Regions from separate parts of the Mus musculus genome. Here regions 2 and 3 are each linked to region 1. The links are chromatin loops, found by intact Hi-C in ENCODE. Cell type or tissue: heart. All regions are shown on one strand. Links, peaks and the distances in the headings refer to the core of each region. The heading gives the core; the rest is flanking DNA. Region 1 holds the start of Pdcd10 (programmed cell death 10). Region 2 has its middle 5.8 kb from the start of Gm25846. Region 3 holds the start of Golim4 (golgi integral membrane protein 4).

Evidence for each region. A loop is a pair of places that touch in the nucleus more often than their neighbours do. Peaks named below come from ENCODE experiments on the same cell type or tissue, not always from the same donor. Only the 100,000 strongest peaks of a DNase experiment are listed, where the experiment ranks them.
Region 2: a loop joins it to region 1, with 4 times the contacts of the local background. A loop is called at or near these places in 8 of 42 quality-filtered maps.
Region 3: a loop joins it to region 1, with 6 times the contacts of the local background. A loop is called at or near these places in 3 of 42 quality-filtered maps.

Annotation. Positions count from the first base shown.
Region 1 is chr3:75,552,681-75,563,164 of GRCm38, reverse strand. Pdcd10 (programmed cell death 10) reads left to right here and starts at 6,313. Exons shown (of 8, transcript NM_019745.4): 1 at 6,313-6,443. It overlaps Serpini1 (serine (or cysteine) peptidase inhibitor, clade I, member 1), which reads right to left and starts at 5,672. Exons shown (of 9, transcript NM_009250.3): 1 at 5,523-5,672. In heart, for the core only: a CTCF peak has its summit at 6,311; DNase peaks (open chromatin) are centred at 5,684 and 6,114; H3K4me3 peaks cover 2,680 bases; H3K27ac peaks cover 1,612 bases.
Region 2 is chr3:75,715,313-75,725,796 of GRCm38, reverse strand. No RefSeq gene overlaps it. Among named protein-coding and RNA genes, the nearest start is that of Gm25846, 5.8 kb to the right of the region's middle. In heart, for the core only: a CTCF peak has its summit at 4,954 (motif pointing right); no DNase peak of the experiment used is centred there.
Region 3 is chr3:75,952,178-75,962,661 of GRCm38, reverse strand. It overlaps Golim4 (golgi integral membrane protein 4), which reads left to right and starts at 5,713. Exons shown (of 16, transcript NM_001291069.1): 1 at 5,713-6,550. The coding sequence starts at 6,364. In heart, for the core only: a CTCF peak has its summit at 5,640; a DNase peak (open chromatin) is centred at 5,601; H3K4me3 peaks cover 3,374 bases; H3K27ac peaks cover 2,311 bases.

The DNA.
Region 1 (10,484 bases), core at 1,649-9,648:
AGCATCGAGAACATGAAATGCTATCTTAAAATAAAGGACAAAAGAAATGAAATACAGAAACATATTAATCATTTATTATGCTTTTAACTAAGGTCACGTGGAGAAAAATCAGAAGCTTTGCAGTGATCTCTGCTCATTTCAGAAGAGAAAAACAACAGTAGAAACAAGATGCTCAGGGAAAAATGGGCGACAGCCTAGAGGTGCTCACTGACCTCTTAGCCTGGTAACTCTGGGCTGAGATATGTCTGACAAAAACAATAAGTGCACTTTTAAAAATGAGCTTATTAAGCCAGAGTCAATTCTCTGTCTGCCTTACCACATTAAGTACAAGCCAAGAGGGGAGTAGGCTAAATCGGAGGGGGGCTCAAATGGTGCTGAGTTAACATATCATACAAGCTTCCTCAGCCAAAAGAAATGTTACTGGCCAGATCTGAGCAAGGTCTCAAAGCTTGGCCCTGCTTCATGATAACTCCAAGGTTAGAAACACAGGTGTTATTCAGGTTAAATTAGTCTTACTATGGCCTTCTTAATTTGACCATTTTGGTAAAATAGAACAAATTTTCTATTTTAAAGAGTAAATTCTAGTCACGATGAAGCCTTATACTATATCTAATTTTCAGTAAGTATTTTCATAGGTAAGAAAAAAGGAAACGCACACACATAGACATGAATACACATGCATTTATTTGGGGGTAGTATTGGCTAAAGACATCTTTAAAACAGCAGAATCTAGAGGCAAAGAGTGGAATATCTTCAAGTGGCACCCCATGAATAAAATCTGAACTAAAGCATATACTATTTTAGGCTGAAGTTAGTGAAAATATTTTCTCTCTTCATTTAGAAATCCAAAAATGAACAACAATGATTATTCTGAACACAGAGTAGACAAATCAGTGGGCTGAGTCCAATGTTAGTTACATCAGAAATTTAAGAAAAGAGAATTTTCTAGTTGAACTTGTTCATAAAATGATACAATACCTTGTCAAAAACCTGAACACATCATTACTATTAAATATGAATTATGTATAGGGCCTTAGACATACATATAAAAAACAATGAAACTCAGTATTAGTCCTAAAGATCTTGAATGTCTGATGAGTGAGACATTTATGAACTCAGCTAACAATATAAATCACAGTGCTAAGCATGTGAATATCACAGGAACAAGGAGGATTAGTCATCACTTCCAAGCTAATATATATCCATCAGTTTGTTAGTACGCGTTGGCTGTGAGCAAACAAAAGCCAGCTAAATAGTTGCTGTTATTAATTTTATTATCAAATGACAGTTTATAATTAATGAGCATTTACCAAGTGACTAATAATAAGAGATACAAATCTTACTAAATTAATTCTGACACAAACCAGAGTAATTGTTTTGGTAAAATGCCAAGTTAAAAGTATCGAAGGCCCGATGCTATGATTCTACAAATGGTTAAATAATGAGGAAGGATCTCTTTCTTATTTTTTGGAGGGGGGGAAATAACTAGAGAAACTGGAGAATAAATTCAGACTTTACACAATGAAATTTGGTTTTAAAGGGAAGACATTAGCAAAGCTATTCCTCAGAGGTTTAATGGCAAATGGAGGTGAGCCACAGGCTTCCCTGGCTGGGAAAGCTCTTCCACCTTTGCAGCATCTCCTGGCAGAGCCATGTTCCCCAACTAAACTCCCTGCCTCTGGAACGAATTTACAAATCGTACACAAAATCTTGCACCTACAAAGTCTGAATCAAATCTGGTTCCAATAACTGCTTCTGAATAGTTAATCAGATCAAAGCCATTTTCTTTTTTTTTTTCTTTTCTTTTTTTTTAATTAGGTATTTTCCTCGTTTACATTTTCAATGCTATCCCAAAGGTCCCCCATACCCACCCACCCCCCAACCCCCTACCCACCCACTCCCCCTTTTTGGCCCTGGCGTTCCCCTGTACTGAATAACTGACTTGTACAGTAACCATTTGGTGGGATCAACTGTCTGATTTATGAAACTACAAATATCTCATTGTATAGATTACAGTACTGGGCAACATTTCTAACGGAGCCAGTAGTCACAGTGCATCTTCTGTCCACTGACCTTGATAGAATCTGCTCAAGATCAACATGAGATGAAAGTGAAGCCCCCCTGGTCTGGAGAGTCTAATGCTCTCCCTTCTAAGATGGAAGCCTAGGTATGAATGTGGGCACCAAAACTCAACTCCTGGAGAAGTGAAATAGCTTAAGTAATTACTAACATCTTAAGAAACAAAAACAAAGACTGAGAAGATTTCAAATTCCAAGTCTAGCAAGTTAATAGTTCATAGTTAATAGTTAATAGTGGTAAGTGCTTGTCTATCATGCATGTGGGTCTAGCCTTGAACACCAGTGCTGACTATGACAATAAAAATATACTGCTCCACATTGATGAAAAACAATTATTTGTACAACCTAAAATAAATAAATAAATAAATAAATAAAACCACAATTACCCAAAATTTAAGGATGAAATACTGAAAATGTTAGCTGGAAAAGTAACAAAGCAAAACAAATCCTTATTTGAATAAATAATTGTTCCAGATTCCCAAACCAATATTTAACCTTAGAAAAATTTGATAAATCTAAATAAATTGGTTGTTGTTTAAATTGATTGTCTGTTTAAGTAAGGGAATAAATATCACTTTAGTTCTGACTTCCCTTAAATTTTTTCTCCAAATAATAGCATAAATGTATTAGTTCTGTTTTTATAACCTATAACTGTTTAAAATTTAATGTATTAATGACTTCAGTGACTCACAAGTGCAAAAAATGTCATGTTCGCATTTTGAATATAGGTCTATAGAAATTAGTGGTTGAAAAAGGAAGGCTGTACTCTGTATTACATGCATTTAACACAAAATATTAAGTATCTTTTCTCTAATGTCTAGGGTATGTTTCTCAATCATTTTTATAAATATCTATTTCCCTGTTTCCAGTTCACTCCCAAACCATTTGATCTGGAACCTGTGAGTGGTTTCTCTGTTGTGTCAAGGACAGCCTCCAAACCTCCTGCTAGAAATGCATTCAAGTCAATTTACTTTCACTCCATAGACTTAGAATCAGAATTTTAAATTTAAAGAGAGGTCCAAAAGACAGTGCCATTTGAAATTAACCAAGTCTTTTGGCTAAAAGGGAGTCATCCCCTGAGCAGTTTCCACTGGATAGACCAGCAGGATAAATAATCTGCTTTATTTCATATATCATACTTTATATAAATTGAATGACCTTTCCCAACACTAACCAAGAAAAAAAAAACAGGTTATTTGAAATTGATATAAATGTTAATTAAACTAGATAAAGAGTTCAAGGTGAAATAACTGTCCAAGTATGATATACTCACAATTTGCTCTCATATAGAAACACAAGTCTTATTCCCAAAACAACACAAGAACTTAGTCCACTGACATTCCTAAATGGATCTGATCTCACAAACAGGGGAATATTAGGCATTTTAAAATTGAAATCTCATTCATTCTTAATGAGTCTGTAGTCTTAGGATATCTCAGAGCCTACTATTTATGTAGTTAGATGAGATTTTAAAAACATCTTCATTTCAGCTGTTTTCATGTAAATTGTTTTCTATCCATTTATTTTCTTTGTTATTTACTGATTTCCATCAAATTCTTTCAAAAGGTCATTCTTACAAAGGCTCTAAAAGAACTTCATTGCCAGTCACATAATTAACTATTATCTTTTTTTTGTGTGTGTGGAGGGAATAACCAGAGACAACAGGTATTCAGTTTCCAAGTGAATCAGCAAAGAGCCTGAACATCTAAGACGGACTCAGGACCATGCACCTACCATCACACATAACAAGGGCAAGGACAACCTTTTCCAAGTTTTATTAAACCACCAGATCACATTTTCTCTCCCAAAAGCATTTTCTGGAGATCACATAGCCAGATGGCTATGCCAATTAATAGGTTTCTAGTAGTATACCAAAGATAACATCCATCCTTACTGTCACTGCTAAGTTTAGTGGCTTCTATAGCTTTTTTCGAATACTTACATGATCTGCTTAATCTAAGCCTAGATATTTCTTGGTTTTGCTTATTTATTTATTTTTTAAGATTTCTCTGTGTGCCCAGGTCTTTGGTGTATTAGAATGTGGGAGAAAAGGATTTAATTAATTTAGTAGTGGGCATCTCTCATCAGTATCTGCACTTAGTAGGACTGAACCTTAAGTAATGGAGAGAATACCTTTGAGCCACTTTAGTTTTAGAAGGCATCTTGTGTGCACTGCAAAAACAAAATTCAAAATCTTGCAGTAAACCAGAATAGTATGACAAAAGAAGAAAATAGAAGGTGATTTCTGGATCTTATTGACCCCTCTTTAAACAATCTCAAGTATTCTGGCACCCTATGGAATAGTCAACTGTCACAAGAAAGCCATTTCAGAGCAGAGTATGCTGCAATATGCTACATGACTAACAGGCATATAATCTGGGACACTATTTCACAACAAAAAAATGAACTAAGCACGTAGAATTTTAGTACTTTTCCAACCCAAAAGGCTGTAATCTGTCATAGGTGCAAAGGTAGGATTGACTACCTAACATAACAAGTATTACAACATAATTCCACCCGTATGTATTACTAGCATTCAAAAGAGTATACACACAATGAGAATGAACTATTATTGTGTGATACTATATACCTCTAAAATGAGAGCCCATTATAAAATACTAAAGGTTATCATTTTACACATACTCTCTTCAATAGAGGAAAGCTCCTCCACACAGTTCCCTTGTACTCCTGTTTTTAAAACACGAACAAACGTTACCGGACACAAATGAGAGAATAAGAAGCAGCGAGGAAGTACACCATATGTTCCCGTTGTAGGCTAAACCCAGGTCTTTGTTTCAATATTCCAGCGCCAGCAGGAAGGAAAAGCCAAATACCCACCCATTTCAATTTATTTTCTCATTAATGCTGGTAAAAGTTATACTTAGGATAGGTTTAGCCGGAACCCATCCTATCTTATTATTTGCTTCTTTAACCCATATCTTTTGCAATCCAAAGACCCTGCAATACAACCGGTTATCTTGGATAGACTGTCCGTGGCAGGACAATCTGATAAACTAACACAAGCGTCAGGCACTGAAGAGGACAAAGTTATTTTCTTAGTGAAACAGTTACAAAGTGGTTCTCTATCAATGCCAATTTTGCCTTTTTAACAGCTACGCATCTAGCTTGACACCATCCACCTGGTACTCAATTAGCAGGGCTTTCTTCAATCTTGTGATCTCCCAGACCAGTTTTAATGGTGCAACTCAAAACAAAATCCTTAACCACGCCCTTAATATCCCAGGCAGAGTTACCTTTTGTTTTTTGTTTTTTTTCTCTCTCTCTACCAAAGTCTGTAATTGTACGTAATTGTACTGAAAAGGTTTGCACCGCGATCCTAAGTCAACATAGCACTCTTTCCTCCAGTATCCAGGCGTTCCTATTGTCAGATGCCTTCCTCCCCAGGTTGCTGTGCTGTAGCCCGCAAGTGGCGCCCACGCTTACCTCCTTCACACCTGCAATCCCCGCTCGGGATGCTGGAGAGGATGCTGGGCAGGCTGAGACTGCTCCGGATGCTGCTCTTGCCTCTCTCCAGGGAAACTACAGACTAGGCTGAGCTGAAGCTTCTTCTGAGATTCAAGCTCCGCCTTCCCCGCCTCTAATTGGCCGAAGCTCGGGCTGCGGCTCCTCCCACTGCCATCTGCGCAGCCTAGGCGCAGAGCGGTACCCGAGGTCTCTTAGTTCCTGGTGCTCTGACCCCTTCATTTCGGACTTTCTCCCCTCTGGCATCGCACCTGGCCCTTCCTCAGGTCCTGCTTAGCTCTTTTAGCCGGCTGGTCCAGTGAACACGGGAGTGGGCTGTCCTTTGGGGGTATGGGGGTACTGTTGCTTCGGAGTAGGCGGAGCCCACCGGTCTAGCCCCTAGAGCCTTCCTCCCCGCCTACCCATGGACTCAGCCCAGCCTCCTGTCGCTTGCTACCTCTGGCCCCCCGCCCTTTTCTTTACACCCATCCGAGGGCACCTCCCATCGGTGGGCGTGGCGTTGTGGGCTATCTTCTCATTCTGATTGGTGCAGGTGAGACTCGGCCCCGCCCTCCCTCGTTTCTGGGCGCGCTCTCTCTTCATCTCCTCCCCTCCCTCAAAGACAGGGAACTCTCTTCTGATTTGCTAGAAGTGTCCCCACCTATTGCCTAAGGCGTTCTCGCACAGCCTTCTGGGAAATGTAGTCTTACTATTGCAGGAAGTGCTAACGGAAATGGAGGGCGGAACTACAAATCCCCATCGGGCCTTGCGCGACTCCTGCTGGGCAGGATTCCGGACAACGCCTGGTTCCTTTCGGGTCCTTCCGGCGTCGCCGGAGTGAATTGATCCGGGAGTTGAAGAGGGCTCCAAAGGTGGGAAGTGAAGTCCGTGCCTCAGTTGCCGGTAAGGCGAGGTTTCTCGGTTCGGGTCCGCACGGCTCCGTGGGCAGCCAGAGCGGCCTGGGGTCAGGCGGGGACCGAGGCGGAGGTGCTGAGGCTAGGCTCTGGCCGGCGGGGCGGACGGGTGGGGAGCCGGGCCTTGTGGGCGTCAGCGAGGTCTCTACGCGAGCTGCGGAAAGCTGGGTTTGTAAATGCCTCCTGCCCAGCCCGGCCCGGCGCCTCCAGGAAGTCCGCTGTGGGTTTGGGTGGAGGGGAAGGGTGAGGTCGGCCTCCCGGGTCTCCACTGACCGAGGGGGCGGATGTGGTGGGGTGAGGTCCCGGGCAGGTGAGGCTAAAGCTTGGCTAGGCCTGGAGGGAGCGTGGGTGCCCGGGAGTCGCCTCCCGGTGTGGCTGGGGTTATGCCCTTTGAGGGAAGAAGAGAGACAGTGTTGACAGTTCCGACTCAGTTCCAATTTCCTCTCTGAGGAGGTGATTCTTAACTCGGAAGGTTTGTGCCTCTTGACTCCAATACGTCAGATGGATGTATACTTCTCAAGTGCCCTCGAAGCGCTTTCACTTTGGGATGCTAATGAGACTACTGTAGAAGCAAATGACGTGCCCAAGGTCACACAGATCTTCAGAGTCTAGTCCTCCGAAAGTCCAGTTTCTGACCAGAGTTGTCGGCTTAGGAAGAAAGAGTGGGGAGGTGGGTGGTAGTACTGGAAGCAGATAGAAGAAGTTGCAAAGTAGTGTGCCTGTTTGTCAGAAACGGTTGTGAGGTGCAGAGAGTTGGTTTGTTGACGTGGAGTGGAAGCTTTGCCAAAGCATCCTCTCTAATGTTCTGTAAAACAGGAAGGATCGCTTTAGCTTAGATCTTTACCCCTTTTTCTGGGGTCTACTGAATGATAACACTCACTTTCCACACGCCATTTTTAAAGGATAGATAATATTTAGGAATAGCTCAGTGTTGCCATTAAGAGAATAGTCCTTTTCATTTCTATTTTCTTACCATTTTCAAAAACTATGGGTGAAACTTTCACAGAACTTACTTTACAGATATTCATGCTTTCATTAAGTGAAAATTAAGTGCAGAATCTTGGAGAAATTGTACCATGTTCATTACAAGAAGTGACCCTTTGGGGGGGGGGGTCAGGTTTTTACTTTTCTCTCATTTTCTTCACTCCATGTGTAGACAGTAAAACATACACTTGTATATTTTCTTTTCTTGGCATCATCAGTGAGTTTTAATTCATTCTTATTTAATGTTAATGAATGATAAAAATGATGCTTCTATATTGAATGGAAAGAACTGCAGGCTTACTATGTAAATTAAAATATAAATACATAGTATGTACTGTAAGTATATATGCTATATATTGAATGTGCTTTGCTTGCCATGATTAATATTAATTTTTTTTTAATGCAAAGCTGTTTCTGGGATCAGAAGAACCAGTCAAAATGGTCTTGTTTGAAGGGGACTTTTAAAGAAAATGGAGAGTTGTGGTACCATAAAATGAAGCAAAATCAGGAATAATGTAACACCACACGTCACAGTAAGGGAAAAGTCACTAACAAAAGGGAAATTATCTGGGATTAATTGGTTTTGAAGTGGAGTTTGAAGTGCATTAATTTGAGTGGGCCATATGTAAGTCAGTGCTGGTAAAGCAAGAATGCTAATATATTTTCTAGATGACAGTGTGGACATTTGTTGTTTGCTGGGAAAGGTATGAAATAAGTTTTAAGTGGCACACAGCTGTGTTGGTTATGGAAGGACTTTTTTAACAACAAAAAAAGTTTTGTCTTTGATTTAGTCCTACTCCAACTCTGTCTGTATCTCTGAGGCCCATCATACTGTCCTGTTTCATCGTCACTACAGTGTAAGTGCTGAGATGAACAGTGAGATGAACAGAGAAGATGATTTTGAACATCCTTCAGGCTCTAGCTAGAGCTCACAGATCGGATGTTTGCCTGTAGTGTGCAGCTCTCTTTGCCCACATTTGTTCCCTTAAAGAGCTTTGCATCAACTCTCAGACACTATCCATTGCAGGACTTTGGAGGTTTTCCTTAAAGAGCCATCTCTCTCTTAAAGAGTAGTCTGTAAGAACAGGGTCTATATATTATTTATCTTTTTAGTCTTGGTAGAATAATTGAGTGGCTAAGGGGAATGGAAAAGGAATGGCTAGGTGACTTTCCCAAGGTCATATGACCTGGAAAAGATCAGCTTATAATTAATCCATGTATTTTCACTATAGGTTTTAATATTGTGTTCAAACTTCGATTATTTTATGTAAGAAAAAGACTGACCATTACAGATGTCACTATCTCCTTATTCTGTTTAATGCTACTAATTTGTCCTCAATTTCCTGAATGTCTCCAAACTTATTCTCAGCTGTCACCTTTTTTTCTCATATAAGTTTCTTCCTGATTTGGGGACAATTTTACAAATTCCAACTTTCCACCTGTCTAGTATAAGGGAGTTTTATTTTCTTTTACAGCAAAACTTCTGTGTAACTTAGCATTTTAGAAAACCTTGCTACTGCCTTTTTAAAAAGCAAATAAGATTCATTATAACAAAATATAGATATGGAAGAAGGTTTTTATGGACTCTATTCTTCCCTTAGATTTTAACTTCAAAACAATTATTTCACTTACCTTGTAGCTAAGGACACCAAAACTAGAAGTAAATTTACTCCTTGGGACTCAGAAGAATACAATGCATTGCTAAAGTCTTGGAAGGACTAGAGCCAAGATTTGAGTATAAACCTCTCCTATGTTTGTTTGTTTTAGTTGGTTGGTTGTGGTTATACCCAGGATTTAATACAACCTTGAGAGAAGATGATTTTGGGAAACTAACTTTCTAATTTCAGAGGAACTTATATTTTGCACTTCTTGTAAGTTATATTTGAAGCAGGGCAGTGGTAGGGTATGCCTTCAATTCTGGCACTTCAGAGGCATAAGCAAGTATATCTCTGAGTTCGAGACCAGCCTGGTGTATATAGAGTGAGTTCCAGGACAGCCAGGGCTACACAGAGAAACACTGTCTTGAAAAACGTTATAATTGAGGGATTTAAGGTAATATTTTACTTTTTTGAACATATGACACTTCTAAGATTAAAAATGTTTTTAAGTTTGCAAACAAAATTTTAAGGATATAAAAGGCTAGATTTTCTCTAGAAGACAAAATTCTGTAATTTTTCTCAGTAGCATACTAATATAATAAACCAGAGTAGATTCCCACTCTTCCCCATATAATTGACACTTACATACTATTGACACTTTTCACAGTAGGAGCTTATTATTTCTATACTGATTTAACAATGTTTTAACATCTCACTAAACATTATCGGAGCAAGGCCTTCTCACTTCTTCTATCTTAGCTCTGAGCTATGTATGTAGCCTTTACTCATCTGTTTTCTTACCAGTACACTTCCCAGTAGAGGATTGTGTTTGCTTTCAGTTTTGATGATGTGGTAAGGTTTATTATTAACCATGGTTTTTGCTAAATTCTAAGCTTACTTGGTACTTTTTGGATGATAGTCTGAATATTATTTGAATCTTCAATAACAACTTAATATTTACCTTACATAATGCAGTTTGCAGGAGATTAAGCAATTATTTATGTGTTGATAGAGTATTAGGGTTATTACAATAGGTGGTATTACTAAGAATTTTAAGCTAGTATATAAATTTTCTTCTGAAATATATAGAAGATGGTATAATTTTATACTTCATTGCATTTAAAATACTGTGTGTTTCAGACTTAGGGCAGTAGAATATTTATACACATTCATAAAAATAAAATTTAAAGTACTTCTATTAAGGCAATTAGAATTAATTTATTTGCTGCAATTGAAATGAATTTCATAATTAAATTTTATATAAACATAGGCATTTTATTTAAGCTACAAAACACACCTTGGCTGGCATCACAATATTAGCCTTATTTTTCAAGGCCACCTTTACATTTGGAGTATGGGAAGCCATTTTTTCGAAACTACCCAAAAGTGATTTGAACTTATTTAATCTCCTATTACAGTTGCTTGGAATCTGGTGTTACTGTAGGAAT
Region 2 (10,484 bases), core at 988-8,987, 160 kb before region 1:
AAAGAATGAATTTATGACATTCCTAGGCAAATGGATGGACCTGGAGGGCATCATCCTGAGTGAGGTAACACAATCACAAAAGAACTTAAATAATATGTACTCACTGATAAGTGGATATTAGCCCAGAAACTTAGTATATTAAGATATATATAAGGTACAATTTGCAAAACACTTGAAACTGAAGAAGAACGAAGACCAAAGTGTGGACACTTTGCCCCTTCTTAGAATTGGAAACAATCACCCATGGAAGGAGGTACAGAGACAAAGTTTGGAGCTGAGACAAAAGGATGGACCATCTCGAGACTGCCATATCCAGGGATCCATCCCATAATTAGCCTCCAAACGATGACACCATTGCATACACTAGCAAGCGTTTGCTGAAAGGACCCTGATATAGCTGTCTCTTTTGACACTAGGCTGGGGCCTAGCAAACACCTAAGTGGATGCTCACAGTCAGCTATTGGATGGATCACAGGGCCCCCAATGGAGGAGCTAGAGAAAGTATCCAAGGAGCTAAAAATATCTGCAACAACATTATGAACTAACCAGTACCCCGAGCTCTTGACTCTAGCTGCATATGTATCAAAAGATGGCCTAGTCGGCCATCACTAGAAAGAGAGGCCCATTGGACATGCAAACTTTATATGCCCCAGTACAGGGGAATGCCAGGGCCAAAAAGTGAGAATGGGTGGGTAGGGGAGTGGGGGGGGAGTGCATGGGGGACTTTTGGGCTAGCATTGGAAATGTAATTGAGGAAAATATGTAATAAAAATTTTTTTAAAAAATTTACACTTAACACTTACCGTAATGAATTCCCTAAAGTTAATCAGGCGTGAATTTCACTACATCACCAACACAAACCTTTGGTTAATACACTTTAAGTGAGCAAAGCTTCCTGCATGTGGGGGGTGTCAGAGAGATGTGGGTTATCCCCACCCCATGACAAGCAAGGAGCCGTTCTCACATTTAATAATAATGAAGAAAACAATTTGTGTAATCTCTGAATGGTTCTTTTCTCTCTCTGTTATGTAGGTAATTCGATGTTATGAGAAGACTGACTGCCAATAGTTCAATGTCAGCATTCATAAATATATAAAACACAGCATATATTAAACACAATGAGATCCATTATACATCATACCCAACTTATCCTAAAGATACAATTTTACAAGGCTAGCATCTTTTAAACCATGTTATCCCTGAAATATTCTCAACTCGTTGCAAAGATATTTACAAGTGTTTTTTGTTGTTTGTTGTTGTTGTCGATATTTTACAATCTTCCTCTGCATTTTGGGCTTTGCTCTTTCATGTTTTTTTTATTATATTTGATATTTTTTGCCTAGTTTATAAATACATGTCATTTTTCTTAGGATATGCTCTAGTCTTCTTTTCTACACTCTGTCTTGGAACAGTCCCTCATTTATAACTGCCAGTCAGTGATTCCTAGTCTGTACTGCCAAGTGAGATCTAGTGAGACCTGTTAATTTCACCTGTGTATACATACAGGACATTTATCAAGCTGACACCTGTCATTTGGTGGCACAGCATCTCCCTGTACACTCCATAAACTTCCTCATCTATGCTGCTCATCAATCATAAGATTGAAACAATCGACTCTCATTAGATTCTCAATTTTGATTTTCTTTATTAAGATAAATTTATAGTTTCCTTATATTGAAATGCATCCAAAACTAAACAGATAAATGGATAGAAAAGAGATCAGATAAGTGGTAAAGCAAGCATAAGAATGGGAAATTCAGGTGGTAGATATGTGGATACTCACCACAAATCTTTAAACTCTTTTGTTTACATTTTTTTCATTAAAAATGTCACAGGGTAGGAGAAAGTTCCTAAACTGTGTTTCCCAAACATGTTCATTGCCTACCACAGCTTTGACCTGGGTCATCAACAATTTACACCTTATATGTTGCAACAATTTTTCTGGTCTGATCCTATCAGGTTCCCCCAAAAGGAAACTTCCCAAATTGTTGCTGCTCAGTGTTTCTATCTCCCTGTAAATACAGCTTCATTAGGAATCTTGCCTCCAGTCAAGGCCTTCACCTGATACCCTGCATCAGAATTCACAGTTTCAAAGATTCCCTGAGTAATTTACATGAAAACAGTTTGGGGAATTTCACCTCACTTGCTTCCAAGCTTTTGATGACTCCTTGTTGCTGACGGGGTTTTGTTCAAATGTGATGCTTCACAGTCTATATAACTTGGTTGTTGTCTGCATTAAGAACATCATTTCTTACCACTAATCTGTCCCTCCCAACCCTCCATAGATGCACACCTATCATAGATGCATACCTATCTTTTTGTCTATTTTCTTTCATTATTTCATATTATAATAGAATTATATCAATATATCATCATATATAATATATAGTTTATGTGCATATACACATATATTCATACAAATACTCCTTGCTTGTTCTGTCTATATGAAGTTACTTGCATGCATGTTTTCAGAACATGTGTTATATCTGTTTCCCCTGTAACATTCCCCACATCTAACCCTTACAGTCCTATTTGTCCAAGATACTTTACCCATATTCTTCTTTTATATTCTATATATACTTGCTGTATTATAGCTTTTGAGATACCAATTATTTACTTGATAGTACTCACTCTAAGTTCTAAGCCTCTAAAGGCAGGAAAGGTATCTTATTTGAAATATGTCTTTGTTGAAATTAACTGAAAAGGAAGAACCAACCCTAAAATGCTTAATTCAATGTGGCAAACTAGCTCTGAGATTGCTATATAAAAAACAAATAAGTCGAGTGTGTCCATCTGCATTTATTTCTCATATGTGCTTCCACTCTTTAAGCATATCTATTTCAAGAGACATTTCACTCAGTCTGTTTGTTGTCAACTACAAGTGAAATGTTCATGCAAATTCACCCACTATGTATTTACTGTGCATCTCGTAAAGTAGGGCTAGTCTTATTGAGGTACAATATTGTTTTGTTGTATTTGAAGATTACAATAATCAGATTTCACCTATTTTCATGTGTGATAGACAAAAGACAATGTCATATTTATCAACAAAAGCAGTAACATGTCATTTGGATTTTTATACAGCAATCAGTCATCCACCAACAAAGCTTAATTGGAATAGCATTTTGTTTTTCTTCTGAGTTTACTATAAGAGAGAATTAAATATATATTTACACATACACCTTTCTAGCCAAGCAGATCAAAGTTAAAGGGTAAAGAATTTGAGTGCCACACACCTGTAGCCTCACCAGAGAAGCCAGTGCTCCGTGGCAATAATCTTGAGGCCAGCCTGAGGTATCCTTTAAAAAAATCAACCTAGTTTTTAAATTTTCAAAAAAAGCATAATAAGAATTTATTTTATAATTTGAATTCTGTTCATTCACCATTAAAAGTAATATTCAATCACATAGGAAAATGTACTATCTTTAAAATTCATGTATAGGCTACATACACTTGCATCTATCCTTAACCTACTGTTTTACATAATGATTATTAAACATAAGTAATCACTGACAGAGAGTGCCCATCTGCCACCACTATATCCTTCCTTTCACATTACTTATTAACTAATTTCAAGCTGGGAAGCCTTGAGTGTATGTGGGAGCAGATTAAAGATGCTGTCAATCCAGACTGCAGGCAGGTGAATGCAAGGACTAGAATGAAACTGAGCTCAGAATGTTCTGGCAAGGGGTGACCTGGAGTTCAGGACACTAGCTAGAGTGTAGCAAGATGTAAGCATGGTCTTATCCTCTGAAACCTTTTCAGGCCATAGTAACAAGTCTAGTCTCCATTCAGTATGATCTAACAAGCCATTGAAAAGAATTACACAGAAGACCGTGACATTTTCTCATCTTTCATCAGCGTTGTGGCTAGAATGAGAATGTCCCCCAGGGGCTCATGCGTTTGAACACTTGTTTCACAGCTGGTGGTGCTGGCTGGGAAGGTTATGGAACCTTTAGGCGATGAAGCCTTGCTGGAGGAAGACTGCTGTCACGTGGGGCAAGCTTTGAGTACTATAGCCTGATTCCATTTCAGTCGCCTCTGCTTCCAAACTCCTGATGCAATGTGCTGTGTGGGCTTCACACTTTGGCTGCCACATCTCCCTGCCATGATAGATTAGGGCTCTTTGAATCTACAAGCCAATAAGCCCCTTCCTCTCTTAGTTGCTTTTCCAAGGCTATTTTATCACAGCAACAGAAAAGAAGCTAATACAGTCACTGTAACGCCGTGTGGAAGAAGCAGAGGGCCTGAGCGACGATCATGTTGACTTACCTTACCCTTGTGTGTGCTCAGAGAAATGCTAGAGGTTCCGGTGCTAGGTAAAGACGAAGCCGACAAGAGCTCGTTGTTTATTAGATTTCGCAAGACCAGCAAGGAAAAAGTGGAGACGATGCTTAAGTGATGAAGTGAGAAATTGAGACCCAGCTGATATCGAAGTTGTAAGGATGTGCAGGAAGTCTGAGGAAGGCGGCAGTGTTCAAAGGAGAGACCAGACCAGGAATCACAAATGTATATGCAATTAGCTCACAAGTGCTGCTTAAGGTTAGAAAAGATGACCTGATAAGTGACTTATTTTCCTTTCTGACTTTTCTTGCCCCCACATTGGAAGACAGCTGCTTCAAAAGGAATGAACTATTATTAGATCAAATTTGTCACTACACATAAAAACTGGTTAAATAAAAATCTATAATCCCCCTGCCCACCATGTGCAGCCACAGGAAAAAGGGAAAAGAAAAAGGAGATGAGATACAATGACTAACACTTTCCTGCTCACGTTAATTTCTTGGGCATAAAAATATTTCATTTATACCACTCCTTCAATCTCAACACTGAGGAGGCGTGGTAAACAAATCTAATCCCTGAACCCTGAGCTCAAGCCAGCCTAATTTAGAGCAAGTTTCTGGGAGGAAAAAAAAAAAGTTTGAGTTTGCATATAGTAACCAAGTCAGCCACTAGATGGCAGAGGCTACCATATGCAAAATATCCCTTCTAAAATGAAACTGGTTATAGGATCATTTAGAATGAATGACAAGTTCCAGATATAACATTTTACTGATCTATCCTCTTCATCCTTCCATCTCTTGAGGGATTTGTTATTTGATGACAGGTTTTTCTGTTATGTTTTTTTGGGTTTGTCATAAAGCTGGAAGAATTAATGCAATCCTCTTTTTATAAGATGGATGAGTCTCAAAATAATCTGGAATCTTATCAACTCCATAAAATGCAAAGTGGAATCCCAACACTAGGCAACAAATTACATTAGATGACTGTAAAGATGAATGGCCCTGTTGCATTAAAAATTGCTCAACAAAAGCCAAATGGCCAAGCTCCCTGATCTCGGAAGTATCTTACTCAGAAAGGAATGACGTGTCAATTACAAGAAAAGATGTTTGCAGCATATTGCACTATTCGTACTAAATTCAATTTTATTACATTTGTGCTTGTGTTGTGTGGGGGTGGGTAGAGGTGGGTTCACTTACTGTGGCCTACCTGTGGAACTCAGAAGATAACTTATGTGTCAGTTTTCTTCTATGATGTAGACCATGGGGATGTAATTCAAGGTGAACTTGGGTCATCTAGCTTGGCAGCAGGCACATTTACTTGCTAAGCCATCTTACCCATCACTAATATTGTGTTTACAAAATAACTCTGACATCTTGTCTGTTCATTTGATCAGTATGCTGGTTACTTAGCCCGTGTGTGGACATTTAAATTCAGAGTAAAACAGTGAAAAAAAATCATAGTTCAATTATAAAAGTTCAATTTCAGAATGTGCTAGACATTGTTATTCTTCTTTAGGTTTTTATTGATTGTTTGTGAATTTCGCTTCATGTACTCCAATTCCACTCATTTCCCCCTCCCCTTGTATCTACCCTCCACCCTTGCAACCTCCTCCCTCAACAGAGAAAAAAATCTTATTATGGAAACTGTAGTGTGTCATAGTGTGTGCTTTTGTCTACGCTTCTTTGCAATGACTCTTTGGTCTGGTATGAGGCCTCTCATTTCTATAGCTCTATTCTCTCAGTACTATCTATCTAACCTCACTGAGACTTCTCTCAGATACCCTGTTGTTGCCTGTCATAAAGATCCTAGTTTTAGATCTGTACGTCTGGCTCCTTCATGCACTCCATCAGTTCACTGATGGTGTAGAAGTTGAGGTGAGCCAATTCAAAGCCCTGGACCTGAGCCTGTGAGGTATCTGACCCGGTAAGCCCACAGTCTCTAGCTTGAATATATTTGGGGTTGGCTCACTAGCAACCCCCACATTCAGGACCTGCTCTACTGTGCTGCCCAGGTGATGGCCAGAGCCTGCTCACCTCAGTGCTGCAGCAGGTGAGGAGCAGCAGGGCTAGCTCTCGCACCTGCCATAGGTGGGAAGGGGTGAGGGTCAGGGAGGGCATCCCTCCCTCTCCCACACTGATGCTTACACACTTGGGGCCACCTCACCCACACCAGGAGAGCCTGGGGTTGTCCTAGGAGTGGTCTCAGAAAGGCTATGCCACACTCATGCATTATGACAGGGCACATGGGTCATCTTGGGCATAGTCTGCACATCCAGGCCTGTGTGGTGCCACACTCCTGTTCATCTCAGGCTAGGTCTGTATTAGTCGGGGTTCGCTAGAGTCACAGAACTTATGGGTAGTTTCTATATAGTAAAGGAATTTTTTGAATAACAGTCTGCAGCCCAACTCCCAACAATGGTCAACAGCAGCTGTGAATAGAAGTCCAAGGATATAGCAGTTGCTCAGACCCACAAGGCAAGCAGTCGAAGGAGAGAGAAAGGGGGTCTTCCTTCTTCTAATATCTTTATGTAGGTCTCCAGCAAGTAGCCAAGATTAAAGGTGTGTGCCACCACATCTTTAATCCCAGATGACCTTGAACAAGGAGATCCCCCTGACTTAATCTTCTAATTATAATCTTCTAATTCATAGCCACTATGCCTCAAGATCTCCATGCCAAGATCCAGGTCAGAAACTTCTATCTCCCAGCCTCTAGATTAGGATCATGGGTGAGCCTTCCAATTCTAGATTGTAGTTCCTTCCAGATATAGTCAAGTTGACAACTAGGAATAGCCACTACAATCCACCCCTTGTCAATTTAACACAAATAATATCTCATGTCCACATGAAACAATAACAGGTCCACCTAACATGATATAACTATTCTTCGTACAATGGCTAATGTAATTGTAAATTTACAATGGGGCAATGTCCCTTGGGAACTTTCTTTTAGTATCTCAAATACCAATTGATGTTAAAGAAATTGGAAGAAAGACAAATGTACTCATTAGCAAAATAAGACAGAAGCATTCATATTATTTTATAATCCTCATTTCTGCAACTGGTTACATGGCCTTAATTGGTATTTATAACTATCTTCCTCTACTACCCATTCTGTATTTCCTTCACCCTCAGCAAGCACCTCAGCAGGTCTTGGCTCTTTTCCTGGAGGATTGACCCATACCTTTATTCCTGACAGGTCTGAATCCTTTGTCATCCTACTTAGATTAGGCTGTTGTAGTTTCCCATTGACTTTAATTATAGGACATGGTAGTACTAAGAGACGTCCTAAGGGATCTCCTGCACTCCAGACAAAATCTTCTTACCTCCATTGTGGAGAGGTAATCCAATTTCCCCATGGTAATCTGGATCTATAACCCCTCCTAAAACTGTTATTCCTTTCTTAGCCTGTTGGTTTAAGGGCATTGGAAGCCCAGAATGACCAGGGGAAAGTCTGAGCTTCCAGTTCAATGGAATATTTGTTGTGGCTCCTGGTACAAACACTCCCCCCTCTAGAATCAAAACTTCTAGGCCACCAAAACCTAGAGTTATGAGGACAGGAGGCAAACATTTTCCTAGAGGGTCACTAGGAGTGATAGTAAGTGGAACTATTCCCTTTCCACGCCTTGATTCCTGGACCATGGATCCTGGCTATGGGGGAAACTGTACCATATATTGAATGCTGATTCAAAGCATGCCTTCTGAAGAACTCTGCCCCCACCATCCATGCTGTTGCCACCTAATTGGCGCTGTAACTGTGTCTTCAAAAGGCCATTCCATCTTTCTATCAGACCAGCTGCTTGAGAATGATGGGGAACATGGTAAGACCAGTGGATTCCATGATTGTGGGCCTACTGTAGCACTTTGCTAGCTGTGAAATGAGTTCCTTGGTCAGAATCAATACTGTGTGGAATACCATGACAATAGATAAGGCATTCTATGAGTCCATGGATAGTGGCTTTGGCAGAAGCATTACGTGCAGGAGAGGCAAATCCATAACCAGAATTAGTATCTACTCCAGTAAGAACAAAATGCTATCCTTTCCACGGAGGAAGTGGTCCAATGTAGTCAACCTACCACCAGGTTGCTGCCTGGTCACCTTGAAGAATGGTGCCATATCTGGGGTTCAGGGTTGGTTTCTGCTGTTGGCAGATCTGGCATTCAGCAGCAGATGTAGCCAGGTCAGCCTTGGTGAGTGGAAGTCTGTGTTGCTGAGCCCAAGCATAACTTCCATCTCCACCACCATGGCCACTTTGTTCATGTGCCCATTGAGCAATGACAGGGATGGCTGGGGAAAGAGGCTGACTCTCCACAGAATGGGTCATCTTATCCACTTGATTACTGAACTCCTCCTCAGCTAAAGTCACCTTTTGGTGAGCATTTAATGGGACACAAATATCTTCACAACCTTTGCCCATTTGGAGAGATCTATCAACATACTTCTTCCCCAGATGTCTTTCTCACCAATTTTCCAATCATGATCTTTCCAAGTCCCTGACCAGCCAGCCAATCCATTGGCTATAGCCCATGAGTCAGTGAGTAATTGTACATCTGGCCATTTCTTCTTCGAAACAAACTGTAATACCATGTGTATTGCCCAAAGTTCTGCCCACTGCAAAGATTTTTCTTCGCCCATGTCTTTCAGGGTTGTCCTGGAAAGGGGTTGTAATGCTGAAGCTGTCCACTTCTAGGTGGTGCCTGCATAACGTGCAGAGCCATCAGTAAACCAAATCATAGTCTTCTCCTCTTCAGTCAGTCGATCATAGGGAACACCCCATGAGGCTATAGGCACATGTTTGGCAGCAGATGGCATTGTAACAGGAGTAGAAACCACAGGCATTTGAGCAACTTCTTCATGTAACTTGCTTGTGCCTTCAGGACCTGCTCTGGCCCAAACATGTATATACCATTTCCATTTGTTAATAGACTTCTGCTGTTCACATCCTACTTTATGACTTGCAGAGTCTGATAGTACCCAGCTCATGATGGGTATTTCAGGTCACATAGTAACTTGTTGTCCTATTGTCAAACTCTCAGTTTCCACTAAGGCCCAATAGCAGCCTAGAGCTGTTTTTCAAAAGGAGAATAGTTGTCTGCAGATGATGGTAGAGCTTTGCCCCAAAATCCCTGTATGTAATTCACATACAGGTGCCTGCCAGAGGCTCCAAACAGCATCTCTATCTGCCACAGTCACCTCAAGTACCATTGAGTCTGCTAGATCAAATGGTCCAAGTGGTAGAGCAGCCTGTACAACGGCCTGTACCAGTTGAAGGGCCTGTTCCTGTTCCAGACCCCACACAAAGCTAGCAGCTATCCGAGTCAGTTAGTAAATAGGCCTAGGTTACACACCCAAGAGAGGGATGTGCTGTCTCCAGAATCCAAATCGACCCACTAAACATTGTGCTTCTTTCTTGGTTGTAGGAGGGGCCAGGAGCAATAACTTATCTTTCACCTTAGAAGGAATATCTCTGCATAGCCCAAACCATTGAACTCCTAAGAATTTCTGAGGTCCTTGAATTTGGTAGGATTTATTTCCCATCCTCTGATACGAATATGTGTTACCAATGAGTCCAAAGTAGTTGCTACTTCCTGCTCACTTGGTCCAATCAGCATAATGTCACCAATATAATGTACTAATGTGGTATTTTGTGGAAGAGACATATGATCAAGATCTCTTTAACTAAGTTATGACACAGGGCAGGAGAGTTAATATATCCTTGAGGCAAAACTGTGAAGGTATACTGCTGGCCTTGACAACTGAAAGCAAATTGCTTCTGGTGGTCCTTATGGACAAGTACTAAGAAGGCATTTGCCAGATCAATAGCCACATACCAGGTGCCAGGAGATGTGTTAATTTCAAGTAACAAAACTACATCTGGTACAGCAGCTGCAACTGGAATTACTACCTGATTTAGTTTTTGATATTTAATTGTCATTCTCCATCTGTCTTCTGCACTGGCCAGAAAGGAAAGTCTGCTGGATCATATGGTCTAGGCTAGGATCTTGTCAGGACTCCGTGGCACCTGTCTGGTGGTCATCTCTGGCTTACTCCTCATCTGGCCTGCAGGAGTGGTGCCTTGCTAGGGTCACCTGTCTCAGCCTCACTCCTACCCCAGGCTCCAGGGCCCAAGGTCCCAGACAGAGTTCTTCTTGGTTCCAGCTTACTCCTGTCCTGGTAGCCCATGCTGACCTGCCTGGCCCGGG
Region 3 (10,484 bases), core at 1,115-9,114, 400 kb before region 1:
GTCTCTGGATGGTCATTCCTTCAGTCTCTGCTCCAGACTTTGTCCCTGTAACTCCTTCCATGGGTATTTTGTTCTCCCTTCTAAGAAGGATCAAAGTATCCACATGTTGGCCTTCCTTCTTCTTGAGTTCCATGTGGTTTGAAAATTGTATCTTGGGTATTCTGAGTTTCTGGGCTAATATCCACTTATCAGTGAGTGCGTATCATGTGTGTTCTTTTGTGATTGTGTTACCTCACTCAGTATGATATCCTCCAGAGCCATCCATTTGCCTAAGAATTTTTTAAATTCATTGTTCTTAATAGCTGAGTAGTACTCCATTGTGTAAATGTACCACATTTTCTGTATCCATTCCTGTGGATTCTTTCCAGCTTCTGGCTATTATAAATAAGGCTGCTATTAACATAGTGGAACATGTGTCATTATTACAAGTTGGAGCATCTTCTGGGTTTATGCACAGGAGTGGCATTGTTGGATCTTCCAGTAGTACTATCCAATTTTCTGAGGAAAAGCCAAAGTGATTTCCACAGTGGTTATGCCTGCTTGCAATCTTGCAATCCCACCAGCATTGGAGGAGTGTTTCTCTTTCTCCACATCCTCGCCAGCATCTGCTGTCACCTGAATTTTTGATCTTAGCCATTCTGACTGGTATGAGGTGGAATTGTTTGTTTTTTCAAGCCAGGGTTTCTCAGTGAAACCTTGAACTCACAAAAATAATCTGCCTCTGCCTCCTGGGATTAAAGATATGTGCCTCCATGCTAGACTTCCTTTGCTTTCTTTTAAGTCTTCAAAGAGTTGGAAATTACAAAGGTAGACTTTTATTGACAGACCCTAGAAATGCACCAAGACATGCTGAGTCAGGTAAACTATGTGGTTATACTCTTATTTTCATACCTGCCCTTTTGCTTTATTAATCTACTAATAGCTACTGCCAGGTCATTAACAAAACCTTGAGAGAAAGCAGTTTTTTTATTTAACATATTTCTTACAGAGGTTTCAAAATAACAGAATGTCCTTACTCATTAAACAGGTCTTAAACGTGACAAGAGATGGGGTGAATGTACTAACTAGGTGTCAACAAAGAGGTGGAGTTGGGGAAAAAAGAAAGCAATGACAATGAGACATGGGGTGAAGGCTCTTTAACAGATAGAGGAGATCTATTTCTGTCACTGTTAAATGACACCATTCATACTGTGAGTTACTGACACTTAAAAGCCATTTTACATTTATTGATTGAGCTACCAGTTATTTAGTTACTGTTCACTAGCCTTCATCTTCCAGTGATAAAACCCTTTAGCCAAAAGCAACTTTGGAGAAGGGCTAATCTTTTTAGGTCATAGCCTATCGCTGAGGGAAGTCAGGGAAAGAGCCTAAAGCAAAAGTCATGGTGTGTGTGTGTGTGTGCGCTCGCGCGTTTCTTGTTGGCTTGTCCATTGGTTCATGTTCAGCTAGCTTTCTTATGCAGGACAATATCTGTATGGATGTTATATTCCACAGTGGGTTACACTATCCTACATAAATTACCAAGCAATACAGACAATCCTCCACAAAGCTTTCCACAGGTCAATTTCTACTAGGCTTTCCTCCAATGATTCTATGCTGTGTCGAGTTTACAATTAAATTAGGACATTTACAGGCTAGAAATTAAGCCCCCAAGTTCCCACATGCTTGACAAGTGTTCTAACACAAGCCTGCATCTGAGATCACAATTTTAAAGTAGAATACTCCGTACTAATTTTGGGTGTTCGTTTCTCCGACAAGATATTAAATCCTATTAAATTTTATTTGTAGTGAGTATATTTCAGTAAAAGTTTTCACACAGTGGAGATTATTTATTTTATATTTCTAGGCATTAGATTGTTTGAAATTATGTATCAACTGCCTCCTTCTTAACCTCTCCTCTTTGGGATATAAGCATAGATGAACCTCATTCATTTAAGCTGGAGAACATGCTAAAGTTCTCAAATACTGTTTTAATGCTTCTCTTTTAAATGTTTTAATGTAGAAGGTTCTCTTTCTTTCTTTCTTTCTTTCTTTCTTTCTTTTCTTCCTTCCTTCCTTCCTTTCTTTTTTTTTAATTTTTATTTTTTTTAGTGAGTACATTGTACCTGTCTTCAGACACACCAGATCCTATTATCGATGGTTGTGAGCAACAATGTGGTTGCTAGGAATTGAACTCAGGACCTTTGGAAGAGCAGTCATTACTCTTAACCACTGAGCCATCTCTCCAGCCCATGTGTAAGGTTCTGATTGTCTTCTTCTTGATTTATTAACTTAGAAAGAGAATACCAAATAGGGGAAATTCCTCAGTAATTTCAATTTCGAAATTATATGCTTCCGTTGTAAATATATATGATGTATAGATATTTACTTGCAAAGTACTTTTAAACAATAAGGAAGCAAAAATAAAATACAACTAACAATAGACCTTCTAAGACCAGTGAAAGTAGCTCATATATTATAAACTCTACCCAAAGGCATGGCTATGTAAATTTAATATGTAGTCTCTGGATGCCTCCTATGTTGGCTGCTCAAAAGCTCTATACTTGTATAGTCAAGAATCTAGAGGCATTGGTCTCCTTGAAAATGTAATATCATAAAGACACTGCCATTAGTGATTTTATGTACTTCTGCAAACCCTTCTTGAACTTGAAATAATGAGTAAGTTCAGGTAATAATTTTCTTGTCTTTCAAGTTTTATGACTAAAATATTGAGTTGTGTTTTATGACCTTTATTATATTCTGTAGAATCAGATGACTGCTTCAGGCAAAGAAGAAGTTAAGAAACAGGAATGAAATGGTTGCTATCAAATCAAAGGTTTAAAGTAGGAATTGTGAATTCAGGAAGCACATACATTTTCCAGAGGTTGGAAATACATCAGAATACCTGTGTATTTTCTTTTTTCTTTTTTTTTTTTTGTATACTTTTTATTAGGTATTTTCCTCATTTAAATTTCCAATGCTATCCCAAAAGTCCCCCATACCCTCCCACCCACTCCCCTACCCACCCACACCCACTTTTTGGCCCTGGCGTCCCCTGTACTGAGGCATATAAAGTTTGCAAGTCCAATGAGCCTCTCTTTCCAGTGATGGCCGACTAGGCCATCTTTTGATACATATGCAGCTAGAGTCAAGAGCTCCGGGGTACTGGTTAGTTCATAATATTGTTCCACCTATAGGGTTGCAGATCCCTTTAGCTCCTTGGGTACTTTCTCTAGCTCCTCCATTGGGAGCCCTGTGATCCATCCAAAGCTGACTGTGAGCATCCACTTCTGTGTTTGCTAGGCCCTGGCATAGTCTCACAAGAGACAGCTATATCTGGGTCCTTTCAGCAAAATCTTGCTAGTATATGCAATGGTGTCAGCGTTTGGAAGCTGATTATCGGATGGAACCTTGGATATGGCAGGCTCTAGATGGTCCAACCTTTTGACACAGCTCCAAACTTTGTCTCTGTAACTCCTTCCATGGATGTTTTGTTCCCAATTCTAAGAAGGGGCAAAGTGTCCACACTTTGGTCTTCGTTCTTCTTGAGTTTCATGCGTTTAGCAAATTGTATCTTATATCTTGGGAATTTTAAGTTTCTGGGCTAATATCCACTTATCAGTGAGTATATATTGTGTGAGTTCCTTTGTGATTGGGTTACCTCACTCAGGATGATACCCTCCAGGTCCATCCATTTGCCTGTGTATTTTCTGAGTGGTCTTTCCATCCTCCCTGTTCTGTACATTTCCTGTGCGTGCGTGCACGCATGTGTGTGAGTGTGTGTGTGTACCCAGAATAATCACATATTCAAGTATAGACTAAGATTATTGCTGAAAAAATTCATTTCCTTAGAGAATTTTTACAGATATCTTGCCGTTTATGGGCATATTTAGTTCTGAGGAATTCTAAAGAAATCCCACTAATGTCTCCCAATTGCTATGAGTAAAACGGAAAGAGGAAACCTTAAATGATGGTAAATCCCACAAGACTGGAGACTATGGGAGCTACACCATCACCAGGAAGCAGACTTGAGCTGCTTTAGACCATTTTCCCTTTAAATTAAGCATTCTTTCTTTTCTCCGAGACTGAGGATTGAACTCAGTGTCTACAGTGTTCTAGGTAAATGTTGCAACAGTAAGGCATCATCCCTAGCCCTCGTTTGACTTTTGATTTGAGACAAGGTCTCTCTCAATTGCCCATTCTGATCCTGGAATCCTGTTGCCTCGATCTCCCCGGTATCTCTGATTACAGGTTGTCCTACCAGGTCTGGCATAGTTTCACACTTAGGTTACATGTTTAAACGGAGTCATGATTTGTTTTCTACAGAAGGAAAAGGTAGAAAGGATAAGATTCTGATAAAATTCTCCTTTAGTGAGGAAGTATCTTTTTACAAGACCTAGAAGAGACTACAAGTATTATGGTCATATTGGCCAAATTTAGATTCTTTGTTTCCAACTCGTAAATCGAATGTCCTGGCTAAGATTCAGTGTAAGAGCATTTGGAACCAACATAATGTGATTTTTATTAGCTAAGTGCATATACCACCAGTCTCACTTATTTTTTACAGTGAGAGAAATGCCCTGGTCTGCCTGTGTGGCTCTTGTTAACCTATGATTTCAGGACTGACCTAAAAACATTCAACACAGGAACTGTCTTGAAAATGAATCTGGTTTAAGCAGATCTCCTTCGTTTAAAGCACTCATTCCCCATAATTAATTGTGATGACTAAAACACGGGCAGGATATCACAAAAAAATATGTAGAATGCAATATGCAGAATGTAAAAGTGCCACTGCACAACTGATACTTTTCAGAAATAATTTATTTCTCTTAGAATTCAGGTCAAGAGGAGAAACAAATTTATCATTTATGCATAACCTCAATTCCACACACACCCTGATTATATTGAAGAAAGAAATGCACTGTGGATTTCTTTGAAGTGGTTTGGCGTTATTATGCCTGTCTAACTTTTTGTTAAACGTAGTGGGTTTTGCTGGCCTTGAAAATGTAATTTAAAAATGTAACTGATTTTTTTTTCTGCTACCATTAAGAGAAATACACACAGCAAGATGAATGCATACTCATTTCAGCCTGTAAGATTTGTTTTTAAAATTATTCCATTTGCAGCCAGAGGAAACATGAGATCATTTCTTTCCTTCTGCCAACAAAGTGCTTTCCCCACCCCATGTAGACAGTCAAGTGAGCTTCAGGGTCCCAGCTTACTTTCTACCATTTTTGCACATAGCCTAGTGCCTCTAATGGGACAAGACTCAGTAGGCAGTCCTTGAGAGAATGTGAGAAGAACAAAGTGTTCATAAGCTGAACTCATTATGTAGGGTAAGAAATGAGCAGGGCTAAGCAGAGTGCACCCACGGTTGCTTTGCGGTTGTTGGTGTGCATATAAGCACTGTACTCTTGCTCCACGTGCATTCCAAGTGCTGGGACATACATGCACACACATGCGCAATGATCACCAAGCCTCAGGCCAGGACAAGTCCCTAGCCCTCCCAACCAGGCTCCTCCACCCCTCCGCACCCATCCAGGCTCCACGTGGGCGCACCCAGGCGCCAGGCGGCCGCGCGGCCCACGGAGCTCAGAGCCTGCCCAGAGCTGAGAGGGTAGGCGCGGCCCGGGGCGGGACGGACAAAGCTGGCGTCCAATGGAGCCCAGCATTAGCTCCCCGAAAGGAGGGAGCGGTGGCTTGCGCGGGCCCAATGAGCGGGGAGCCCGAGTGGGACTTCCTCCCGGAATCCCGTTGGCCATGATAGCGGGGCCGTGGGTGACACGTAAGTTGGGTGGGAGGTGGCGGGCGGCTGGAGCTTCCAGATCAGTGACACCAGCCCACCACCCCCCTTAACCTGACCAGACCAACCAGTCCCCATCTCTTCATCAATACCGAGGGACCGTTCAAGGGGACGCCGCCTGGAGCCAGGTCCCTTTGTTGGGCGCGCGTCCCCTACCAGTGGTAGCGACAAAGTCCAGCAGCGGGAGCCGGCGCGAGGGGCGGGGACTGACGGTGGGGACAGCGAGGCCAAAAAGTGGGGAGTAGGGAAAACCAAGCCGGCTGCGCGCGGGGACCAGTAGCAAGGGCAGCGGGCTCTGAAGTATGCAAAGAGACTCCACGCGGGCCCAGCCACTCGCGGAAATCCGACATCGCAGAAGTTTGGTGGCTGCTGGCCGGGTGGCGTCGATGACCTGGCGCCCAGCCGGCCGCGGGGGCTGAGCGGCCGCCTCTTCCTCTCTGGTCCGGCTTTTGTGTCTCGCGTCTTCTGCTCATGCCGTGTCCAGCTACTTCTCGCGGTGGCCGTTGCTGAGCTGTCCGACGCAGCCGAGGACCGAGGACACGACGGCTCCCGCCGCCGCAGCGCGGGGCACAGGAGGGACTATGGGAAACGGGATGTGCTCCCGAAAGCAGAAGCGGATCTTCCAGACGCTGCTGCTTCTCACGGTGGTCTTCGGCTTCCTCTATGGCGCGATGCTCTACTTGGAACTGCAGACGCAGCTGCGCAAAGCTGAGGCAGTGGCGCTCAAGTACCAGCAGCACCAGGACTCTCTCTCTGCCCAGTTGCAAGGTACAGTTAAGGGGAAGCGCACCGCCAACTTCTCTCTGAGCTGGTGCTGGTGCTGGAAAAGTAGCTTGGTGGATAGTTAGTTGGCTTTGCAGGTACCACTCATTGACCTTCTGGCGCATCTGAGGGAGCGGCCGCGGGGATGTTGGCTTCTGAGCGTATGTGTGGGAGATAATATCCTGATTTTCCAGCTTCCTCCCAGGAGTTATCTTTGAAATCCACAGCACCAGCGCACGGTCCTGCCTGGCGTTTGGTGGGTACATACAACACCAAGTCTTTTACCCGAAGCACTTGTCAAAGGCCCAGCTGCAATCTAGGCAAACAGCCCTTCTGCTACATCTGCCAATCCTTTCCCAAGAGGCAAGCCTTGGTTTGTAGACATAAAGAATTATGCAGACATTTTCTAACCCGTGTTCTTTTTCAAGGGGGGAAAAAAGAGACTATATACACTAGTGACTCATGAACGGAACCTGCAAGCTTGTGTTGTGATTAGTGCTCTTGTTATTACGTTTGTTCATTTAGTAGTTAACTTGAGAAATGTTGGGAGTGATGGTAAAGTCCACACCACCACTTGACTGTAGGTTATCCTACAGATATTTGCTTTTAAAAGGCTTGTCTCCCTGGAGAAACCTTTATTTAGCTGATCTGTAGAACCCTGTGTGTGCATCTTCAGGAAGGCACACGCGTGTTTTAGAGTTAGCTGTGAGAAGTCTAAAAGAAGAAACATAAAATTTCCCTTTGCCAGCCACAGACGACTCAGCTTGGGCAAGGTGTTCGCAGCTCGTAGCCTTTCATTTTAAGAATCACACTGAGTTTCCACGGTCTAGATGATTCCCGAGTGAGTGCATGGAAACACTTTGTGGTTCCATTAAGGTCATACTCGTTGTATGCATTTTTATGAATGATTTGGCCTGTCTTGCTGGTTTGTTTTCACCACTCATGAAGCTCTCTCTCTCTCCAATACAAAGCAAGTGAGAAATAAAGTCCTACCTAAATGCTGACCATCCTTGCTGTGAATGCAAATATAGCTTATTGAATCATCCTGGGCAAAAATAAGCTGAAGGGGGTATTTCTGACAGTGGGTGTGTGTACAAATATAAAACAGATCCTTTGCTTTGACCGAGCTATGCAGAGCATTTTCTAGTAAGAGACTTAAGATGGGAGAAATGATATGCAATTATTTGCTTGGTCTGATTTGTTTGTCCCAACTTAAAAGAAAAGAAAGTATTTTTAGCATCTTGGTGCTGCATGGCTCCAGCCAATGAAAATATGTGGCTGGGCTTCCTTCAGAGGGAAAGCTTGTTTTTGATAGTTTTTATATTTAAAAGAAAAAGTTTAAAGTATGGAAATTTACCTATGAGTTGTTGGTATGAGAACGGTGGATACTTGCTTATTTATTTAGAAAATCATGCCTTCCACATGAGTTTTAGTGTGTGTGTGTGTGTGTGTGTTTGTGTGTGTGTGTGTGTGTGTGGTGAGATGGCCAATGTTTGTTTTTCACTCTCCACCTTATTTCTTGAGACAGGGTCACTTGATTCAAGCTTTGATCTCACTGATTCAGCTAGACTGTCTGGCCAGTGAGCTCCAAGGATATTCGGTTTTCACCCCCTACGGCCCAGCACCCAGATTCCAGGCACACACCACTACACCTGGGTTCTTACACTGGTCCTGGGGATCCAAACTGAGGTAGTCAAACTTGCATAGCAAGCAAGCACTTGCCTGGCTGAGCTGTTGAGCCATAGTGTACTGTGCCCCTGAAATGTTACTTAACTGTTGCCTTGGCCTTGCAACAGTTGCAATGATTGTGTAGGAAGAATTAGTTCACAAGCTGGCTAAAGTTTCTGCTTATTTAAACACACACACACACACATACACACACACACACACACATTCAGGCTTGCTTTTAGCAACATTAATGTCCACGTCTGTGTCTCTGTGCTGTTTAATAAGGAACAGTTTCTGAAAGCATGCAGCTCTTGTTTTTCCTTCCCTAGGACAGATGGTATTTTACCCTGTGATGCCACACACACCACCATCATAGATGAGCTTTCAGAGTGTCTGATTTCATTCTTTTTTTTCCCCCCATTATTTATTTACTTGTTTGTTTTTGATGTGTATGTCTACATGTGAGTGTTCATGAGTGCAGAACTCGTAGACTAATGTCATCTGTCTCTTCCCATTTGTTCTTTCTCCACCTTTACATTTTGAGATGGCATCTTCCACTGAACCTGAGCCGGTTATTGATTTAGCTAGGCTGGCTGGCTTTGGGTATCTGCGGGTCTCTCCGCCACAGCCATAGGGTTAGAGAGAAAAGTGTAGGTCTGCAGGCCGCACTTTACTGCCTGCACCATCTCCTGAAACTCTCCCTCCCTCCCTCCTGTCTCTCTGTCCCTCTCACCTTTGTTTAAGCCTTGCTTAGGTAAATGAGATAGATCTCTTAACATGACTTGGATAAAGGTCAGCGTTAATTTTGAGTGGCCTTCTTTTAAAACATGACTCTTGGAAAAGTTGAAGTAACAGTGTCTGTGTCAAGTGGTACGCAGGTGTTAAGAGAGCATAGTTAAGCTATCTTCATTACTCCAGGGTCCTTTGAATGGAGGTTACTCTTTTTGTAAAGTAGTCTCATAATTGGAGTTGGAGAATGACATGGAAAGGATCAGAGACCAAATGACCTTCTCCACAAAAATTCCATGACAATATCTTCTGCATCTATTTGTCTATCTATATAGCTATATACCTTATCTATCTATCAAATAGCTAGCTAGCTATCAACTATCTATTATCTATCTATCAATCATCTATCATCTATCTTCTATTAATAATCTATGTGTCATCTATGTATCTATCAATAATCTATATATCTAGCTCCCAGCCCAGAACCTTAAATATACCAAAGACTAGCGTGGAGATCGCATACGGCTGGCAGAAGGTGTACCAACCTTTGTCCAGAGCAGTGTTTATTTAACATTTGAACGTTTTCTCTTGCTGCTTTCAAGGGAGCCACATGCCTCCTGTTCTGCAAGCAGTCTGCCTCTGGCTAGACTCCCCATTTGGAGCACCTTGCAACTCCCATATCAATTAAATCCCATCTGTGGGGGTGGAACCCAGGCTTCAACCAACAATCTTTACTGCTCCCTAGGTGATTCCAGGAGCAGCCATGGTTAAGAACCCTGGCTCTCTAATCTTAATGCTAAGCCACTTCAAACATCCTCTTTACATGCTTGGCCCCGAGGGTGTTTCCCTCTCTTATCCTGGGCATGTGATTAGAAACAGACTGGTTTCTGGACCGGGTTTCAAACTCTAGTTCTGCTACTTTTTGTGTGAAGTCAGACCTAATTTTTCTTCTTTATCAAATGGAGATTAGAGTGACTCATTTCGTCAGGGCTGTTCTAAGTATGAGCCAAAATAATATGCACAGTACCCTTAACACAAACATAGAGACTCTTATCTTTTCTCTTCCCAGCTTGGTCTTAGGCCCAGTGTTGAGATTGGCTAACTTCTTTGTACAGGTATATACCCGTCTTTGTTTCTAAGCAAGCATCAGGAAAATAAATAAACTGGCATAAGCTGGTGCACTTTACCCTGGACAAGGAAAGGCTCTTCCTTGACAACTTAAACACATAATTAGTCTTTGGTTACTGGTTAACCCCTCTGAATCACAGTACATTAGCAGAGGTGTGCAGCTTCTGAGCTAATGATAGTACGAAGGTCTGGAATAAGATGGAGCTAGCACACATTGAAGACTATTCAGTGTGCTCTCTGGAAACCCTGTCCCCTGTTATGAGAGTGATGACCACATACCACTGAAGAAGAGCTATATAATATTTTATATGCTCTAAATTCAAACAAGTACGTTGTAATTATTTAGAAGAAAGGAGTTGTATGTAAAAACCCCATTTGTTACTTAAATTTGCTGGCACGAGGGAGGACAAAATCC